Regions from separate parts of the Homo sapiens genome. Here region 1 is linked to region 2. A link is an interaction called in ENCODE POLR2A ChIA-PET data of the cell type or tissue named here. Cell type or tissue: K562. All regions are shown on one strand.

Region 1 (5,000 bases), 570 kb after region 2:
TTCAACTGCATGTGTAGGGGACAGCCCTAATCCCTGCATTGTTCAAGAGTCACTTGTATTTGCATATAACCTATGCACATCCTCCCATATGCTTTAAATCATCTCGATTATCTGATACAGTGTCAGTGCTCTGTACATGGTTGTTACACTGCATGTTCACATCTGTATTACTTTCTATTGTTTATGTTATCTTGAATGTTTTCAATCTGGTTGGCTGATCATGGATGTGGAAACGACAGATATGGAGGGCTGACTGTAAATGTGTTTCCTTTATTGTTTCGGTCAGTTTGAAATGTGTTTTCTGTTACTTGCATTTGAAAACATCTGACAAGGCTGATACAGAAGGTTTGAAGGTATACAGCTAGGAAGGACCTTGGCGTTACCTAAGCCTCTGATTACACAGATAAGAAAATGGAAACCCAAAGTCATCAAGTGACATGTCATGAAGTCACACAGAGTTAATACTTGAGCTAAGATATAGAATCCTGGGCTCTGAGGGGACCTGGCTGTCACCTAATCTAAACTTACCCTGCTCCCACCCACAAGCAGACAGCCTAAGACAGAGCTCGTTGCTCAAAGAGCAGTTAGCAGGTGGTGGTGGCTGGGGGAAGAGTAGCTAACTGGGCAGCAGAGGTTGGTCCCTGTGTTGCTACTCAGCTATTCAACCAGGCTGCTGGGCATCCCTCCGCAAACTTCACCTGCTCTTCAGGTAGCCTGGCTTCAAGCTGGGCTCAGTGGTGGCACCAACCCTCCTTGGGCATGGACAATCCTGTGCTAGCAACCTCCCTACTCCTAAAGGATGCATGACTCCAGAGCAGAGGCCGAGGCCGAGGCCATGCAAGGTGGAGCGACCTGCTAACCAGAGCTGGGGGAGGCATGTGAGCTCAGAGCATTGGTCCTGGCCTGTCCCAGCCCTCAACCCTGTCGCTGATGAGAGATTTAACAATGGTCCAGAAATGCAACTTAATCAGAAGCTGCTGCAGCAACAACAGCTAACAATGATTAAAAACCACTGGGCTTGCCAGTAAGGGCTGTGGGCTCGGGGTTAGTAAGAATTGGCACCCCACAGAACTTTCTTCCCAACCTGATTCATACCTACTACTTAACTTTGAACAAAGCTTCACAGATTCATTCCATGGGGGAATCCTGCTTTAAAAGAGAGATGCCTGTAGAATTTGGAGTGTATAAAAACCCAAAGAATTCACATTAGGAGAATTTTGGCTGTCACAGACAGCTTCACTAAAAGGTTTCTTTCCAAACAGCTTCTCCTACCACATTAAAGACCTCACAGGCTATTGTTACCTAAGAAGCAGGGAGGGTAATGACAGGATCCCTTAGGCACTTTAAGATAAGAGACTAAATTAATTTTAATGGTAATGGAAATACATAATTAGAATGCTCCAAATCTGAGTAATCTAGACTTTCAAAACCTCTGACCAACAGGCATCCAAGTCAGAAGAAGTCTGGCTCCAGACAGGCATCCCCCAAACAGACCAGCGGAAAGATCAAACACCTCACAGCTGCCCACCCCACACCTTTCAAAGCCTTGCACCCATCTTGGTCCAGCTATCCCAAGCTTGGCCAAGCCCCCATGTGCAGGGCTCTGAGGTCAGGAGGACAACCCCAATTCTCCTCAGCCTCCCAAGAGGGGGCCTTGGTGGCCATCCTGGACTGGCTACAAGAGCCTGAGACACGCCCTGCAAGCAGAAAGTCACCTGTGAGACTGAGGGACACTATCACAGGATTGGAAAGTGGGATCTTTTGGCAGGCAGGAGATGGAGAGCCAGGGTGTGGTAACGGGTGATGGGGTGCTGCCTCAGCTTGGGAGCTCACTGCATTCTGGGCAGTTAAGACTGAGGCAGGACCCAGAGGACAAGAGGAACCTCTGGTTTCCTCCCTAGTTGTTCAGCAATGCTGGACAGGCAGAAAAGGGGGCAGGAACCATGACCTAGAGCCACAGCCTAGAACAGTGAGGGTCAAACAGTGCCACTGCAGCCTCAGAGTGGCCCTGAGGACAGCTGGGCACAGACAAGGGTGGTGCGGCAGCAGGCATGCACACACAGGATGGGACGGGGCACCGGCACATGGGCTTGTCTGTCTGGCCCCATCTCTGCCCCACCACTTCCACCACACCTCCCATGGGGCCAGACGGCGTGTGGCGGTGGTTTCACAGGCTCAGCTCCAGCACTCAGGCAGTGTTCTGAGCTGAAGAGTTCACGCAGGGGTGAGCACATGGGGCCCCTGTGGGCAGTGCAGTCTGGAACGCCCACTTGCCTCCCGCTTATCTGCTCTGCCTATGTGCAGAGGATGTTCTTCCCCAACTTCCTTCATTGCCTGTTTTTGCCCAGAGGGAAAAACCATAGAGGGGTGATGGGAGGAAGGTTCCAGAAGTTTCAGAATGTTTTTCTTCTTAACAGACCTATTACTACCAAGGACTAAACTGAGTCTGAAAATCACATGGACATGTGGCAGAGCTTGACTTGAACCTGGGATGGATGCCAAAGCTCATGCCCATTCTTCTAAATGCCCCTTTTTCCCTGGAATTCACTAAGGGCCTGAAGTCCCACGCTGCTTTATTCACTCCAGAAAGGCTAGACATTCTCAAAACTTTAGAACACAAAGCAATTCACAGGATTCTTTCGATGGGAGTATGAAAGTGGTAGGAAATGCTTTCCCCAAGTGCCAGACCAGCCCTCAATCCTAGCCTCTGGCCTGTGCTCAGCTTTAAACTCACCCAGGAGGCACCATTCCTGCAGCGCCCTTCAGCCACGGCCCTGGCATGGCCATCCTGGCTGAGCTGCTCCCTTTCCAGGTGTGCAGTCACCATCGTTTGTCCCAGCCACACACATGTAGCTCAGCTCCCTAACACTGTTCTCACTGCCCCACCAATTCAGACTTTAGATGTGGGAGCCAGAAGGGACTCAGAATCTAGATCTATCTCTTCAATCACAATGGGAGGTGCGCCTAGGAGGCTGGGATCTGCCAAAGGTAACAAGTGGAGGCAGTCCCTATTCCCCACCTATCACATAACAGCCACGGCACTTCTGGGTTCCCCTGCATTATGCTAGGGTTCGAGGAAGGAGTCTCAAACCACTCTACAAATCAGCCCTTGCTTTATTACCAAACACTAACCCATCCTCCAAATACTGGGCCTGCAAGCTTAGGAACCCCATCTTGAGACCCTAGCTCAGGTGCTGGCCCCCGACCCTCCAGTCTTATTAAGGGGGAAAGCTAGGCACTTCCAACAGCAAGGGCTTTGGAGCTCCTCACCTGGGTTTGGGGACCTCCAGGGGACTGCTACCCATCCTGAAAAAGTTATCAGAATGGTTTGAGGAAGAGGAGCTGGAAGACCTGGCTTCCGCCAGCCCCTGCTGGGAAGGCAAGCGGTCCTCTGAGGGTTGTGGCCGGTTCCAGAGGACACTCTGTGGAGAGGATGAGTGGCTCTTCCTCCTGCAGTGGAAGGAGCAGGGCTGTGAGCCGGGGGCCACTGCAGGCAAAGCCCTCTGCCCACCCTCACTGAATTTCAGGCCTAGGCTTTACTTCCACTGGGAAAACATCACATGAGTTGGCAAACATTAGCACTCTCTCCAGCTCAGGGCCATGGGCAGCAGGGCTGGGTCTTTATGGAGGGCCTGTGGCATCCAAATCACACCAGCCTACTGGTCTTGAAGTATGTGCTAGAAAATGATTCCTCACTCTTCAGTCACTGCCCACCTCCATATGTTATGCAAAATCTTTTTTCCCCCTCTAAAAGACGGGGTCTCATTATGCTGCCCAGACTGATCTCAAACTCCTGGGCTCAAGTGATCCTCCTGCCTTGGCCTCCCAAAGTGCTGGGATTATAAATATAAGCCACCACTCAGGACTTTGTTATGCAACATCTTGAGCCATCTGTCCAGGGTGAAAGTCATCAGGGTCTCAATTTCATGAGATTCTCAAAGGAGCTGACCCTCAAGTTCCCAATTCCCCATCAACTTACACCTACCTTTTGGTTTTCTTTTTCCAAAATGGCCCCCTATCTCCCCGACAAATGATAAAATGGAGCTCCTCCAATACCAGCCTCCCCAGACCCCTGCCCTACCCTGCCCAGCTGCTTCTCTGTCCCACAGGGAGCCCTAGCCCTTTATGTTCCTGGGCCACCACAGGCAGTGCCCTTCACCAACCAGATGGCTGACTTCTGAGGCCCAGTAGAGACAGCAGGAGCACGGAGCTATCCTCTCAGCTCTTCTCTTGGGGGCCTGCTTTGTTCTTGGGGCTCCAGCCTGGCTCCCTGGTGCTGATGGCCCCGGGCCACAGCTGTGAGTGACCTTGGTCCAAGTCTGGCCCCTTACCAAGCTGCCTGAGTTGGCGCTCCTGCTGGGACCAGCTCCACGGCCTCATAGGTGAAGCTCCCAGTGGCTCCTGGGGAACTCTCCATGACCAGGGAGAAGTCGCTGCCAAGGCTGGTGGTGCTGCCACGGTCCTTTCGTCCTAAAAGAAGCCAGTGCCATCAGTCAGCGTGTTACCTTCTCCCACTACTGGTCCCCCACCTTTTCTATACCACATAACTGGGAAGAAAAAAAAAAAAACAAAAAACCTCTTAGCACAAACAGTTCCTGCCTGATCTGTACACGGGAAGATGTATGGAGGAAGGGAAGTCTGTTGGGGCCCAGGACTCACTCAGCATGCAGATGTCTTCCAGGGTGAAGCCTCCATCCCGGGCTGGCAAACTCTTCCTCCTAGAAATGGAAGCCGGAGCAGTAAATTCCAGATCTATCTGGGGTCTTATTGTGTCCCCCGTTCCCAATCCTGCCTGTCCTGGAAAGCAGCTCAATTCACTGGCAACTTGTGGAGACGGGTCCTAGCCTAGGGAGTGTTATAAGACACCAGGGCCACTTCTGGGACCCACGCTGCAAGGCTCTGTCCAACACACAGGTGAAGATTTCTGAGGGCAGCAAGGTCTGCATCCTCCTCATCAGCTTGTGCCCTGAGCGTTCAAGTGTGGCCCAACATGCTTGTAG
Region 2 (5,000 bases):
AAACCCAAAAATGCATCTGACCCTGTATTAGCTTTTTACAAGTGGTAACATTTGAAGAGCTAGCCCATTTTACACACAGGAAGAAACTGGGGTTCAAAGAGGCTGACTTTCTCAAGATCCTAATTCGAGTGGCAGGGCCAGGATTTAAACCCAAATGGTCTGATCCCAACACTCACATGCTCACCTACCATACTGTGCTGTCTCCAAATAGATACGTAAGAGAAAACCTAATTGTCGTCCAGTCTCATAAATAGAAGTTTGGGTATAACTTTAGAAAATTCATCCACACAATGGAATTAGAGGCAACCAAGTAAGATGATCTACATTAGACAGAAAACACACCCATTACATATTTGGGAGGAAAATATCTTACAAACCTACTTTATGTGGGAATTTCCAATTATATATATAGCATATAGTTTTTGTCCTTCCCACCCAAAAACCCTTCTAAAGTTACAGGAAATATATCCGAAAAGGTATAAACCTACAAGGGGAAAGCACACAAAATGAACAGCAAAGCAAATTAAATAAGCATTGGATGCTATTCACAGATAACAGAGCATAGAAAACAGATGGGTTAATGATTATCAGCCAAGAAGATCAGATGGCCAAAACCTAAGCCTTCAGTGAGGAAAAACCCAGAACCAGACTACAGGACCCCAGAAAGACTCAGGAATTGGAGGTGCCAGACTTCCAAAGTGAGGGTGAAGCCGCAGATGAAAATAGGAATTAGCTGAAGTCTGTCAAGATCTCCAGACCCCTGCTCCCACCCTGTGCAGATGGCCTGCCCTTTCCCCACCCAGCAAAGGACAAAAGTTGATGCTTGGAAAAGTTAAACCAAGGGGACCACAGAAAAATAAAGGTGCAATGAGCTATGACCATGCCACTGCACTCCAACCTGGATGACAAAAACTTTTTTTTTTTTTTTTTTTTTTTTGAGACGGAGTCTTGCTCTGTTGCCCAGGCTGGAGTGCAGTGGTGCAATCTCAGCTCACTGCAAGCTCCACCTCTCAGGTTCACGCCATTATCCTGCCTCAGCCTCCCCAGCACCTGGGACTACAGGTGCACGCCACCATACCTGGCTAATTTTTTTGGATTTTTAGTAGAGACGGGGTTTCACCGTGTTAGCCAGGATGGTCTCGATCTCCTGACTTCATGATCCACCTGCCTCAGCCTCCCAAAGTGCTGGGATTACAGGCATGAGCCCCACGCCCAGCTAAAATTTTTAATTTTTAAAGTTCTGGCCGGGCGTGGTAGCTCATGCCTGTAATCCTAGCACTTTGGGAGGCCGAGGCAGGTGGATCACCTGAGGTCAGGAGTTCAAGACCAGCCTGACCAGCATGGTGAAATCCTGTCTCTGCTAAACATACAAAAATTAGCCAGGCATGGTGGTCCATGCCTGTAATCCCAGCTGCTCAGGAGGCTGAAACAGGAGAATTGCTTGAACCCAGGAGGCAGAGGTGGCAGTGAGCTGAGATCACACCACTGTATTTCAGCCTGGGCCACAGAGTGAGACTCTGTCTCAAAAAGACAAAAAAGAAAAAAAAATTGGCAGCAATAAAAAAAAAAAAAAACCACGCACAGGAAAAAAAAAAAAAAGACCAAAAAAAAAAAATCAACATAAACGTTAGAAGATAAACTTGAGCCAGGCGCGGTGGCTCACGCCTGTAATCCCAGCACTTTGGGAGGCCGAGGCGGATAGATCACCTGAGGTCAGGAGTTCGAGACCAGCCTGGCCAAAATGAAACCCCGTCCCTTCTAAAAATACAAAAATTAGACAGGCATGGTGGCATGCGCCTATAGTCCCAGCAATTCAGGGGTCTGAGGCGGGAGAATCGCTTGAACCTGGGAGGCAGGGGTTGCAGTGAACCAAGACCAAGCCATTGCACTCCAGCCTGGGTGGCAGAGTGAGACTCTATCTCAAAAAAAAAAAAAGAAGATAAAGTTGAAGAAACCATCCAGAAAAATTTTTTAAAAAGGATTCACTGGGAAGAAAAGAAAATTGGAATTTCCATCCGAAAGACCAAGCATAAAATAGATGGTCCAGAAAAAGAAGAAACAGACAAGAAATCAAATAATCAAGAAATTTTCCCAGAACTTTTCTAGGCTAAGGATGTACTGAACAAATTCGACTTATTTTACTCTTTCCTGAAACCTCACTAAAACTAAAGAATCTAAAAACCAAACAAAAAACAAATAAAACCCCTCTACAATAACAAAAACACCAGAACAGGAAGAACAAGAGACTACAGTGATCACGCACTGGAGGCTAGAAAGCAGATGGCCAAATAACACCTCACTGGCAGACCAAGAGAAGGCTGAGACCTAAGCTAGGCACCAGGAAAGCTTAGAACAGAGCAGGCACTCGCGGTACTGGGCACCTTGGGAACTGGAGGAACTGGAGTTACAGAAGAACATTAAAAGGAGGAGGACAGGGTGAAATCTGGTTTCCAATGAGTTAGATCCCAGATTCCCTCCTCATACTCAGAGAAGGTGAGTTGTTTGAAGACAGTAAAACAAGAGGATCTCTAGAATAAGGCCTGGTCAGCTCAGTGGAGGGCACTGGTACTGCACCAAAAAGACAAAGATTAAGTGAATGCTGACGCCGCCCCCGCAGCCGCCCCTTTCGCTACCCAGCTCCCAGCCACCTTTCCTCCTAAGCAGGCTGAAAAACACTCCTCTGGGCAAGGTGACCAGTCTCGAGGCTTTCCTAAAAGCAGTGACATGGCAAGGGGAAGAGGGTTATATTCTCCCGATCATCCCAAAGCAAAGCTCAAAGTCTTTACGCTCAGAGCTTCCAAACAGCTTTTTAATCCTCCCATTCTTGATCATAAACAGACAACCAAAGATTACCAGACATGTGAAGGCAGCCTCTAACACAGAAGAGATCAAAAGAAACGGAAAGAAGCAACTTAAAGAAAACTAAAACCAAGCCAAAAAACTACCATGAACTCCCTAAAAGAGATAACAGAAGATGAAACAAGAACAGAGATGTTATTAAAAAACAAAAGAGCTCTTGGATAATAAAAAGCATGACAGTAGAAAAGTAAAACTAAATAAACAGCTGGGTTGGAAGATAAAGAAAAGGAAATATCCTACAAAGTAAAGCAAGAAATTGGCTAGAAACAAGGGAGAAAGGCAATAAAATTACAGGACCAGTCCTGAAAAATCCAACATCCAAATAAGAGAAAGAAGGTAGAGAAGCTAGAGAGAGAAAGAGAGAAGAAAAATACGGAAAGAAAACATCAGCGAAGTACAGTAATTCACGAACTTTTCCCACAGCTAAAGTACAAGGGTTTCTAGATTGAAAGGGAATGTCCCATGCTAAGCAAAGTAGACACCACCACCATGAAATTTCAGAGCCCTGAGATCAAAATATATTCTACAAGATTCCACAGAGGGAAAAAAAAAAAAAATACAGGTTGGGCACGGTGGCTCACACCTGTAATCCCAGCACTTTGGGAGGCTGAGCCGGGCGGATCATGAGGTCAGGAGTTCGACACCAGCCTCACCAAAATGGTGAAACCCCATCTCTACTAAAAATACAAAAATTAGCCGGGTGTGGTGGCACATGCCTGTAATCCCAGCTACTCACAAGGCTGAGGCAGGAGAATCGCTTGAACCTGGGAGGTGAAGATTGCAGTGAGCTGAGATCACGCCACTGGACTCCAACCTGGGTGACAGAGCAAAACTCTGTCTCAAAGCAAAAGAAAATAAAAAATAAAAAATCATATACCAAGGTTCAGGAACCAGCATAGCTTCAGACATCAAGAAAACCAGAAGAGGCCAGGCGAAGTGGCTTACACCTGTAATCTCAGTACTTTGGGAAGCCTAGGCAGGTGGATCACCTCAGGTCAGAAGTTTGAGACCAGCCTGGCCAACATGATGAAACTCTGTCTCTACCAAAAATACAAAATTAGCCAGGTGTGGTGGCGTGTGCCTGTAATCCCAGCTACTCGGGAGGCTGAGACAGGAGAATCACTTGAACCCAGGAAGTGGAGGCTGCAGTGAGCCAAGATCACACCAGTGCACTCCAGCCTGGGCAAGACAGAACGAGACTCCACCTCAAAAAAAAAAAAAAAAAAAAAAAAGCCCAGAAGAAAAGGAGCAATGCCTTCAAAATCCCAAACAAAACAATTTCCAACCTGGAATTCCAAAACCAACCAAGCTTGTAATCAAGGTTAAAGGTAAAATAAAGGCAATCTCAGACACATGTTTACCAAAAAAAGTTTCTCCATGTACCCTTTCTCAAGAAGCTACTAGAAAAAGTATTCCACCAAAATGTGAGAGTAAACCAAGGAAGAAGAACATGAGAAGACACAGAGTATAGGTAGCAGAAGACTCAATCCGGGAGAAATGTGAAGGAGGCTCCAGAGAGACAGCTGCCAGCTGGCCTGACGGCAGGCAGTCCAGACCAGAGCAGGACAACAGAGGGCTGAGGACGTATACCTCCAAGAGAGAAAAAAAAGAAACAGATTCCTTATTTTGACAGTATTGAGAAGGATTTTACAGCTCTCGCAGTTTGGGGATTAATTAGTGAAAGGTACCAGGAAAACCAAAGGAAAAACAAAGTAATGATGAACTTTAAGGAAAATGAAGTTTTACAAGAAAGAAAATGTGATCAGAGTATACAAGGCGACTCAGCTGTGAACATGGCAGTAACAAATCTTACACAGACTTAACCCAAAAGGTATTCAAGCCACACAGGGAGGCTGCAGAAAGGGGAAGCTAATGTGTCCCTGGGTGTGGGTGCTTCTGAAGGAGGTATAGAGAACTAAATTCTCATCGCCCAAGCAAGAAGTCCTCAGACATCTAAAACTGAAAAACTGATCAACAGTAAAGATTATTTAGAAACATGGGGTAAGTACTAGAAGAAAGAGCTAAAGATGAGAGAAGCTGCCTGCAGAGCAGTAGTAAAGGATGGGTGGAGACGAGTAAGATGGAGGAATGTGGCCTGGCACAGTGGCTCATGCCTGTAATCCCGGCACTTTGGGAGGCCA

The links. ChIA-PET counts read pairs that join two places held together with the same protein. Peaks named below come from ENCODE experiments on the same cell type or tissue, not always from the same donor. Only the 100,000 strongest peaks of a DNase experiment are listed, where the experiment ranks them.
Region 1: POLR2A ChIA-PET joins it to region 2 with 8 read pairs; 1 of 35 experiments calls an interaction of 5 or more read pairs at or near these places.

The regions. Positions count from the first base shown.
Region 1 is chr3:9,688,414-9,693,413 of GRCh38, reverse strand. It overlaps MTMR14 (myotubularin related protein 14), which reads right to left. Exons shown (of 19, transcript NM_001077525.3): 15 at 4,660-4,718; 16 at 4,332-4,470; 17 at 3,271-3,450. Among named protein-coding and RNA genes, the nearest start is that of CPNE9, 13 kb to the left of the region's middle. In K562, no CTCF peak of the experiment used is centred here; a DNase peak (open chromatin) is centred at 2,223.
Region 2 is chr3:10,261,619-10,266,618 of GRCh38, reverse strand. All of the region lies in intron 3 of TATDN2 (TatD DNase domain containing 2), which reads right to left. Among named protein-coding and RNA genes, the nearest start is that of TATDN2, 16 kb to the right of the region's middle. RefSeq lists a silencer at 2,495-2,684. In K562, a CTCF peak has its summit at 2,547; a DNase peak (open chromatin) is centred at 2,588.